Regions from separate parts of the Homo sapiens genome. Here region 1 is linked to region 2. The links are chromatin contacts, found by Hi-C or POLR2A ChIA-PET in ENCODE. All regions are on one chromosome and are shown on one strand. Each heading gives the region's core, a stretch centred on a gene start or an enhancer-like site at or near the end of the contact. The rest is flanking DNA. Distances are from core to core; before and after follow the strand shown. Region 1 holds the start of SRP54-AS1 (SRP54 antisense RNA 1). Region 2 holds the start of HECTD1 (HECT domain E3 ubiquitin protein ligase 1).

What was found. A loop is a pair of places that touch in the nucleus more often than their neighbours do. ChIA-PET counts read pairs that join two places held with the same protein, here RNA polymerase II (POLR2A). Pooled maps may share reads with other maps.
Region 1: a map of naive thymus-derived CD4-positive, alpha-beta T cell shows a loop between it and region 2 (9-fold over the local background). The contact joins the promoter of SRP54-AS1 here to the promoter of HECTD1 in region 2. A Hi-C loop is called at or near these places in 1 of 168 maps with a recorded cell type or tissue (naive thymus-derived CD4-positive, alpha-beta T cell) and 11 of 50 pooled maps. POLR2A ChIA-PET finds 5 or more read pairs at or near these places in 1 of 52 experiments (T-cell).

The regions. Positions count from the first base shown.
Region 1 is chr14:34,980,536-34,985,558 of GRCh38, forward strand. It overlaps SRP54-AS1 (SRP54 antisense RNA 1), which reads right to left and starts at 2,031. Exons shown (of 5, transcript NR_151701.1): 1 at 1,889-2,031. It overlaps SRP54 (signal recognition particle 54), which reads left to right and starts at 2,457. Exons shown (of 16, transcript NM_003136.4): 1 at 2,457-2,680. RefSeq lists a silencer at 428-722 and enhancers at 1,608-1,657, 1,776-2,477, 1,868-1,957, 2,138-2,637, 2,668-2,927.
Region 2 is chr14:31,206,144-31,211,247 of GRCh38, forward strand. It overlaps HECTD1 (HECT domain E3 ubiquitin protein ligase 1), which reads right to left and starts at 1,650. Exons shown (of 43, transcript NM_015382.4): 1 at 873-1,650. RefSeq lists enhancers at 542-1,055, 1,568-2,079, 2,057-2,226, 2,080-2,591 and silencers at 697-906, 1,027-1,236, 1,537-1,876.

The DNA of each region.
Region 1 (5,023 bases), core at 781-3,280, 3.8 Mb after region 2:
GGTTGCAATGAGCTAAGATCGTGCTACTGCACTCCAGCCTGGCGACAGACTGAGAATCCGTCTCAATAAATAAATAAATAAACAAAGCTGTGTATCTGGTTTTCTATACTTTCCAGGTCAAATCTCACTAGCAGATGTTCCTGTTATCTTCAGTTTGACATCTTATCTAAAATGACTCCTAAAATGTGTAATAATGTTAATTATAATATCTAAACCTACTGACTCTAACATCACAAAGAATTTTAAGAGGTCGAGGTTAAAAATCTAAAATTGTAAGTCATCAGCTAACAATGACATTTCAAGTCATGAGCTTGGATAAAAATAACCATGGAAATCACCATTCAGCAAAATACAGGCATAGTGGCCAGGCGTGGTGGCTCACGCCTGCAATCCCAGCACTCTGGGAGGCCCAGGCAGGAAGATCACCTGAGGTCAGCAGTTTGGGACCAGCCTGGGAAACATGGTGAAACTCCGTCTCTACTACAAATACAAAAATGAGCCGGGCGTGGTGGCGGACGCCTGTAATCCCAGCCACTCAAAATCGCTCGAATCAGGGAGGTGGAGGTTGCAGTGAGCTGGATGGCGCCACTGCAGCCCCGCCTGGGCAACAAGAGTGAAACTCTGTCTCAAAAAATAAATACACACACATACACACACACACACACACACACACACACACACACACACACACTCTCGCATACAGGCATAGGATAGTTTGCTATAGTTAACAAACATAAGAATATCCTATTTTCTTGAGCTTTCATCAGGCTTTACTTTGCCAGAATACATCTATCCCATTTTTCAGTAACTAGATCTAGCTACCACATTTCCTCAGTTTTAACGTGTGTGTTTAAAGAGACAGGGTCTTGCGTCGCTCAGGCTGGAGTGAAGCAGCGGGATCAAAGCTCACTGCAGCCTTTTTCTGTCTATAAATCTTCAACACTTGGCTGCGCTGCAATCTCTCTGAGCCTGCCCGATTCGTGAATCATTCTTTGCTCAAAATGTTAAATTTAACTTGGCTAAGGTTTTTCGTTTAACACTTCCTACTAACGCTACAGCCTAAAACCTCTCCTGCAAAATGCTTTTTCAGGTGGCAACGTACCAATTCTAACAAGTTTGTGGGAGTAATGGGGAGGAGGGCTAACCCTCTATTTTCTTTCAGAAAAAGGGTTAGGCACAAGGAGCTCTAAAGGCTTGTCCGAAGTCTGCTGAAAACTCACAAACCACTCAGAACCAGGTTTCCCACACCCAATTAATTCCAAGTGGTACTGTATCCGATTACCCCCATTTTCCAAGAGATAGTTTATTTTTTCCCCTCTTTTCCCCTCCCCACTACACTTTCCACTTAGCCCTTTTTGAACTGCAAAATAACCTCTCAACTCCCCTCACCAGACCATTCTCTACAGAGCAAATTCATCTACGAGATCCAAGACGCAACTCCCACCGCCAGGCGGTCGCCTCAGAAGGGTAAGCAGAAAGCATGCCCACTTGGCCACTTTTACAACTTATTTCTGCTCAGAAATGCACCAACTCAACTACCCGGTAGATAAGGCACCAGCTAGCAGAGACCTCTTGCTCATTTCCTCTTGTACCTTATAAAATGCCCGCTTTTTTGCTCCAAAGACGAAGCGGGCTGGCTTCAGAAATAAAATCCCTCTTCTTGTATACTAGGGCTCGCTCTTGTTAATTGGTGTCTACGTGTGGCGAGCAACTAACTCTCTTTTCCGTTAGAGCACTCAAAGCCCTGGTCAATCTACCCCCCAAGACAGCAGAGACCAGCACAACGATCCCAAGGAAGGCTGTTGGCTTCACCCCGCTTAAGTCCTCAAAGTCAGCGCCTGCAGCATATCCTTGCCCCCACCACCTGCCTCTAGCTCTGGTCACTTACACTTACGGTTAGTTCGCATCCACTGTAACAGCGCCTGGCGGTCGGCAGGAGCCACAGTGCGAAGCGGCCGCAGCATCACTGCCTGCCTCGCAGTGGGAAATTTTACCTTGCTGGAGCAAGCCGCGCAGGCACTGGCTGGCATTGCGCATGCGCAAGCAGAGACCGCCCCACCCTCCGCGGAACAAGCCTCCGGTCTGCAAAGCCCTAAGCCCCGCCCCTCTACGGAGGTCTCACGTGCGCCTGGGGATCCCTGCCTTCAGTCACACCTCTATCTCTCATCTTTCCGCTCTTAGCTGGGAGTGCTCCGCCTAGTCACTTTTCTTAAGGTGGCTCGTCGAGGCCTGACTTCTTCCCCGAAATCACGTCCCTAGACAGCCTCCTATTTTACCACTAACTTTACTCCTGCAGTTATTCAGCGGTAGGAAACTGAAACCAAAAACCAGTGTAAGCAAGTAAACATCTAAACTGTTTCAGGAGCCGCGTAGAAGGAACGCGGCGGTGTGCCCCGGAAGCGGAAGTAGATTCTCCTATAGAAAGGCTGGACTACGCGGAGTGGTGACGTTTCCTCATTGGGCGGAAGGTTCGCTGGCACTCCGTTGGTCTTCCAGCTGGTGGGAGTTGACGACGTGGTGCTGGGCGTTGGGACCCTACTTTATCTAGTTCGGGAAGTTGGGTTGTGGGGTCATACCTGTCTGTCTGCTCCCAGCTTTCTTGGGTTTCTTCCGACGGCGTGGGGCCTCGCTAAGGAATTCCCGGCCCCTCAGGGCCACGGCTTTAGCGGTGTCTTTTGCGGTAAGTGTCTGCTTTTTCCCGCCCCAGACTACGGAGGGGGAGCGAGGGGCAGCCCCAGCGCTGCTCAGGAGGCGAGAGACTCCGGGGGAAGTCGGCCTCCGTGGCCACCGGCCATCGTTACCGAGACTGAGTTTCTGTGGCTCTTTATCTCGTCTTCCATGAGAAGTTTTATTAAAGATGCGCTGTGCCCCTTTTGAGTTGTCTTCCGATTTACCTGAGCCAAATAAGATGTAGGCAGTTGCAGGCCTGAGTCTTCGTTTTGCTTTCCTGAGCAAGAATTTAGATGAAGCTACTTCCCCGAAAATCCTTTTACTTGTACGAGACTTTTATTTTTCCTATGTGTTTGTAGTGCTTAACACAATGTCCTGCGTGTAGTAGACGTTCAATAAACGAATATGGAATATCAGTTGAATGCCAATGATGATTTAAGATAGACTGATAGCTCTCTCTGTACCATTTGACGCTGCTGACCATCCATTTCTTGAAACTTTCCCCTGCTGCCTTTCTTCATGCTATCCTCACCTGATTCTTTCACATGCTTAATTTAACAAAATATATACTTGTTCTTGGCTACAAGGATACAGAAATGAATAACACTAACTCTGCCATTGAGAAGCTAACGCACATAAATACACATTATATCAAGATGGGTAATGAGAAACACTAGTTGCATATAAAGAGCTGTAGAAAGCTGTGGGAGAGCTAAAGTGCTCCTTAGGTGCTTTGTGACCCTGAGCCAGTTTCTATTCCAATCTAGCCTCAATTTCCTCATCTACTTAATAGGCTTGTTTTGAGGAAGAAAGGAGATTAGGTAAGAGGTTTGGTTTGGTTTAGTGCCTAGAATACAGCAATCGTGGTGCCAAAGGGGAGGGAAATATTTCCCTCAAATCGCTTTTTCTCAGTTTTTTGATATGGCCAACTGGTATTTTCTACCTTAATATAGAGTACTATGCAAAAGCATCTTCAAGTCTTCCTTCCAGATTACTCCTCTGTCCCCATCTATTTGGAAATTCTGGACCTGCCACAGGATTACAGTAAGATAACCATAAATGTAGCTTTTTAAAAATTGATTTTCTCCTATGTGCCATGGAGAAAGGGAAAGGGAATTAGTAAAAGCTCCTATCTCTTTGGTTATTTTCAGTCTTGGTTAACGCCGTCCTTTTAGTTGGCCCTCAGTCATTGCTATAACCCAAATGGTCTTCCACAGGCTCTCCTCGAGGCTTCTCGCTTGCTTCCATGGCATTGTCCCTATATGCCAACCATGTCCAAACCTTATTCTTTTCATTTCCAAACCTTGTTCTTTTCCAAACCTTATTTGCTCTGTCGCCCAGACTGGAGTACCGAGGCACCATCTCGGCTCACTGCAACCTCCGCCTCCCAGGTTCAAGCAATTCTCCTGCCTCAGCCTTCCGAGTAGCTGGGATTACAGGTGCCTGCCACCACGCCCAGCTAATTTTTGTGTTTTTAGTAGAGATGGGGTTCCACCATGTTGGCCAGGTTGGTCTTGAACTCCTGACCTGAAGTGATCCGCCTGCTTCGGCCTCCCAAAGTGCTGGGATTACAGGTGTGAGCCACCATGCCCTGCCTAAACCTTATTCTTTAGCCTCCATCTCATGAGTTGATAGTTCTGTACTTTCCCCTAAAACTTGCAAACTCATTAGGTCCAAAACCAAATGCACTGTCTTCACCTTCCTTTTTTTTTTTTTTTTCACTATGACATATGTCATGCATACGAAAGTGTATAAAAGCAGTGATTGTCAGTGCGTTTTTGAGTTTTGACCTCTGGTTGAATTTTGTGATACAAGTAGGTTAAATTTTTAAAAGGATTATAAGGGCTGTGAGCAATGGCTCACGCCTGTAATCCCAATACTTTGGGAGGCTGAGGCTGGCAGATTGCTTTAGCTCAAGAGTTCGAGACCAGCTTGGGTAACATGGCGAAACTCCCTGTCTCAACAAAAGAGACAAAAATTAGCCAGGCTTAGTGGCGCCGCCTGTAGTCCCAGCTAGTTGGAGGGATAATGAAATGAACATCTATGTACACATCCTTCATAAAAAGTGAAACATTAAAAATAATACATTAAGTCCCTTTGACCTCTTCTCTATTAACTCCTCTGACTTTCAAACCACCTTCCCTTTTTGCCTTCCATTCATTGGTTAATGGCATCACTAGCCATCTGGTTATAAAAACTAGAGATATTGGAATCATTTTTGCCTCTTTTTTCCTTCACTTGCCATAACCATTTGGTCATTAGATTCTGCTTCATGAATTAGCCCTTAACCCTAGTTTCTTTTTCTCTAGTTCAAGGCCACATCTTGTCTCAACTAGCCTTATGGAGTATGGGT
Region 2 (5,104 bases), core at 400-2,899:
CCGCCAGGTTTAACGTACAGATATCATACCAAATGAAAACCAGTTTTGCACAAGAGTATATAAGCTGATTAGGTTGCTGCTTAACTAGAAACCAGAGCTGTCTGTGTCAAAGACAGTCAGTCAAGCTTCAGGTCCCACTACTGCTATCACTAAAGTCTATGCCAAAAGGCAAAGAACACCTAACTAAAGGTTCTGTTTTTTCCAGCAAACTTCATCCCCCTCCTTCTCTACCCAAAACTGATCTTCAGATAAGGGTTAGATTCAGTATTTTGAGGAAACTCTAAACACCTTGATCCAATCCCCCTCCAAATTGTTTCTCCTTCAAAATTACCTCCAATTTCACATATTCTGCTGACTTCTCAATTTACTTCTATTTTAAAGATATCCAAATACAAACGACAATTATATACAAGATTTATCTATGAATAAAGAGTTGGTTAGGAATTTTGGCAGTCTTGGCAACTATTCTTAAAAGTTAAAAAAATAAAAAAATTAAAAAAGGAAAGGCTAAAAGTAAATGCAATGGACCAGCAGGTTACGGATCCGAACGAATGTAGGCCAACCTAGGGCCCTCTTTCCCCAGCTTCACAAGATAGGGCAGTTGGTTAAAAAAACAAAAACAAAACCGAGAAGCAACCCCAACAGGTAAGTCATTACAAAAGCGCCCCGTAAGCGCCCTGACTGGAGGACAGCTTTGGGTCCCACGTAACGCAGCCGCAAGTGTGGGAAGCCGGCGGCGGGGCGCGGTGGGCACCCAACGGCGGCGACCAGCGGGGTTGACCCCACACCCGGGGCCCGGCCGAGCCGGGCGCTGAGAGGCGCTGGCCCCCGCGCTGTGGTTCCCCAGCACCAAACCCCGCTAAGTTAACTACCTGTGTCTACGAGGAAGGGAAGTTCTGGAGAAGCAGCAGCAAGCCTTCGTGCCCGAGAGGAGGCCGCCGGGCCAGGCAGGGCGCCGGCTCTCCCGGGAGCTGCGCCCGGAACTCGAAGGCCTGGCAGCGAACCCTTCTCAAGGGCAAAAGGAGCCGGCCTGAGGCTCTGGCGCGGGCAACCGGGCCCCGCCGCCGGCAGGGCCCCGGGAGGGGAACAAAGGGGCCAGCGGGGAAGTCGGCAGCAGCCTGGCCGACCTCACTCGGCGCCGGGGTCTCGCTTTCCGCCACTCGCCGGGCGTCCGGGATCCGCGCCCCCACGCAGGGCCCTTCCGACGGTCCGAGGCGCTCCCGCCTCCCCTTCCCGCAGGCTCTTACTCGGGCTTGTCGTTCCAAACCGCTCCGATCCAGCTCCCAACAGGCCGCCGGCAGAGCCAGGCCCGGCCGCGGCCCTAGAGTTCCCAAGAAGCCGCAGGCCGCGCAGGTCGAACCGGGCAGGCGGCACAGGAAAAGCCGCGCCTCGTCCCTCCCCTTCCTCCGCGAGGACCTGGTGACAGGGAAGCGAGAGGTTCTCGCGTGCGGCAGCAGCCAGCGGACGTCCAGTCCCCAGCACGCGGCTCCTCAGGCCCTGCAACTCAGAGGCCCGCGCGGTGCTGCGGGCGACGGCGGCGGCGGCGCGGCGGGGAGGCCCAGTCCATCGCGAACCGGGAGGGGGAGGGGAGGAGGGTCGAGGGAGAGCCAGGCGGGGAAGCTGCCGAGGGCAGCCGAGCCCGGCGGAGGCGGAGCAAATCCACTCCCCCGGCGGCGACCCCGCCGGCGGCCACCTGGGGCGCTGCGGGACGGCCGACCGCCGCGCAGGGGCGCCAAACCGGGTACGCCGCGTCGCCGTCCCTGCCCCGGAGCTCTCGCCCCCGCCGCCTCGGGCTGTGTCGTACGTTTCTGCCGCGGCTTTTCTATGGTGCGCCCTGGCCCCCTTTTCGCTTCCCTGTCAGTCCGAGCGCGCTCATGCACGCACGTCCAGCTTGCTTGGCGCCGTGGCTAACACTTTGCGCGCTCCTGCGGAGGGCGTCGCACGGCACAGCACAGCAAAGCTGCGGCCCAACCTGTCCCCGCTGAGCCTTCCGCCCAGGCCACCCGCACTCAGCCACGATCTTCCCTCCTCGCGCACGGAAGTGCGTCGCGTAAGGAAGGCGTCTCCCCCCGCTCCTGGGAGGCCGACCGCCTGGCGGTTCACCCCAAAGAAAACCCTTCAGAGCAACCCTGGGAAAGAGGTGCTGCCGACGATTATCAACGTTGTACAGATGAGACACTGAGGCTCCAGGAAAGCGCAAATGCAGGCCCAGCGCCGTGCCCGGTCGGCAGCAGCACTGAGAGTGCACTTTTGACTACGTTTCTTGTGGCTTGTGGTCACAAGTATGTCTGTGGTTATTCTTTTCAAACTTTATTTCACACGCATTCAGAATAAAGGATGCATGCTTATAGGACGTAGTTGGAGCCCGGAGACGTCCTACTGTACTCTCACTTTCAGCTTTTAAACAAAAAGAAAAATTAATACGACATGATAGTGTTTGAGACATGGTCCCTCAGGCAACCAGAGGAGCTGCTAGGTATGAGTAAAGAACAGAATTTGGGTCCGCTGCGTTTCCTGTAATCCCAGCACTTTATGATTTTACTCTCTTGAGGCCCGGAGTTCGAGACCAGCCTGAGCAACATAGACCTGGTCTCTGCAAAAAAATTAAAATTTAAAAAATAATTACCCAGATGCGGTGACGCACACCTATGGTCCCAGCTACTGGAGCGGTTGAGATGGGATGATCCCTCGAGCCCAAGAAATTGAGGCTGCAGTGAGCTTTGATAATGCCACCTCACTCCAGCCTGGGCGACTAAGCAAATTTGTCATTTCCAAAATACTGGTTCTTTTTTTTCTTTCTTTTTTACTACTTCTTTAGAAAAAGAACCAGTATTTTGGAAATGACAAATTTGTACTTCAGATAGCTATCCGCGCATGTCCCGTTGTCGCAGGTAATGGTCCGTTTAGGTATCCTGTTAACGAAACAAGAGGAAAAAGAGGATTCAACTATTTTGTCCCAAGTACAACACATGAGGATAATTATTTAGATGTCATGAGTGTGAATTGGAGCTGCCAGGAAACTTCAAGAAGGAAGTGGCATTCCCTCTGGACCTTGAAGAATGGGTACAATGTAGACACTGAAAGGAAAGGGAAGAACATAAAGCCTGATATGTTCCTAGACATAGGAAAGGTCACCTGTGCCCCCAGCAAAGAACCAACAGTAAGCAACAGAGAGAGAAATTTGGAGCTAAAGTGGGGAAGGCCTTGAATGAGGAATGCAGAAATTAGGCTGAGCTAAGTAGCAAGTTCTGGACTACAACACTGGAAAAACTAGTCTTAAGAAGACTAATTATGGAAAGTGTCTAGAACGACTAAAAGGATCTATCTAGACGAGACTAGCTGGAGGTTGTCGAAATGCTGCAATAATGGAGGAAAGAAAAGTCTAGTTATTGGCAATATGAATGGGGAAGAAATCTAAAAATAATTTTTGAAAGAAGATATATCAGAATTTAAATGATTAACTTAAAAATTTCCGTCCAGGCTCCATGGCTCACACCCGTAATCCCAGCACTTTGGGAGGCAGAGGCAGGGGGATCACTTGAGCCCAGGAGTAGGAGACCAGCCTAGGCAACATAGGGAGACCCTGTCTCTACAAATAATTTTTAAAATTAGCTGGGTGTGGTGGTGCACACCTGTAGTCCCAGCTACTCAGGAGTCAAAGGCAGGAGGATCACCTGAGCCCTCGAGGTCGAAGCTGCAGTGAGCCATGATCATGCCACTGCACTACAGCCTGGGCAATAGAGCAAGACCCTGCCAAAACAAAAAACAAAAACCCTTAACGTAGAAAGAGGACTTGGAAGCTAGGAAAATGGTGATGCTATTAACAAAAAATAGAAAAGTTAGAAAAAGGGATTATACCTTTACCAAGTTTTTTGTTGTTTTTTTTTTTTTTTTTTTGAGACGGAGTCTCGTTCTGTTGCCCAGGCTGGAGTGCAGTGGCATAATCTCGGCTCACTGCAAGCTCTGCATCCCGGGTTCATGCCATTCTGCTGCCTCAGCCTCCCGAGTAGCTGGGACTACAGGTACTGGCACCCACCACCACGCCTGGCTAATTTTTTGTATTTTTTAGTGGAGATGGGGTTTCACCATGTTAGCCAGGATGGTCTCGATCTCCTGACCTTGTGATCCGTCCGCCTTGGCCTCCCAAAGTGCTGGGATTACAGGCATGAGCCACTGCGCCTGGCCACCTTTACCAAGTTTTTAAGATATATATTTTTTTATCCTGCACTATCTCTACATGTACCACCCACCCACTTCCTGCCCGCAAGATTAATGTCTAGTGTGCTTTAAAGAAACCTTATCAAAAGAATGCTGTGACACTTATTGCACTTTTTAAAGATGTTATTATCATATTTATTTTGATTTTTATTTAGAGGCAGGGTCTTGCTCTGTGGCTCAGGCTGGAGTGCAGCAGTGTGATCCTAAATGACTGCAGCTTCCAACTCGTGGGCTCAAGGCGATTCTCCTGCCTCAGCCTCCGGAGTAGCTGGGACTACAGGCCCATGCCACTACACCCAGCTATTTTTATTTTTTTGTAGAGACAGGATCTAACTATGTTGCCCAGGCTGGTCTCCAACTCCTGGGCTCAAGCAATGCTCCAGCCTTGGCCGCCAGAAGTGCTGGGATTATAGGAATGAGCCACATGCCCGGCCCATGTTATTATTTTAAACTCAAACAGAAAAAAAGAATTCAAGCATGAGATCCCAGAACAAGAGCATTAAAGGAGAGAAATGAAGTCATGAAGACAACAAAATATCCGGATAAAGGCAACTGACCAGACTTGAATACTTATCCCAAGAAACCAGGAACTGTTTACATGTTGGTATTTCCCATTGCTTCCAAAATCCAAGAATCATAGACCATCGAGAACTGCTCTGTGCCAGGCTCAGTGTAAGGCTCAGTAGTCACAGACCTCTTCCTCAATAAAGGTAGATGTAAACACACTCCTCTGAGTCTCCTCTATCATACCGCTTATTAGGTGATATTGTCAGGTACATGCTGGGAACATTAAGGAGGTAGGAGATGGCATCTTGGAAAGCTTCAGGAATGAAGTGTGAATTAAATCTCAGATAATGAGTCACAGCTGGCCAGATAATTAGGAAAA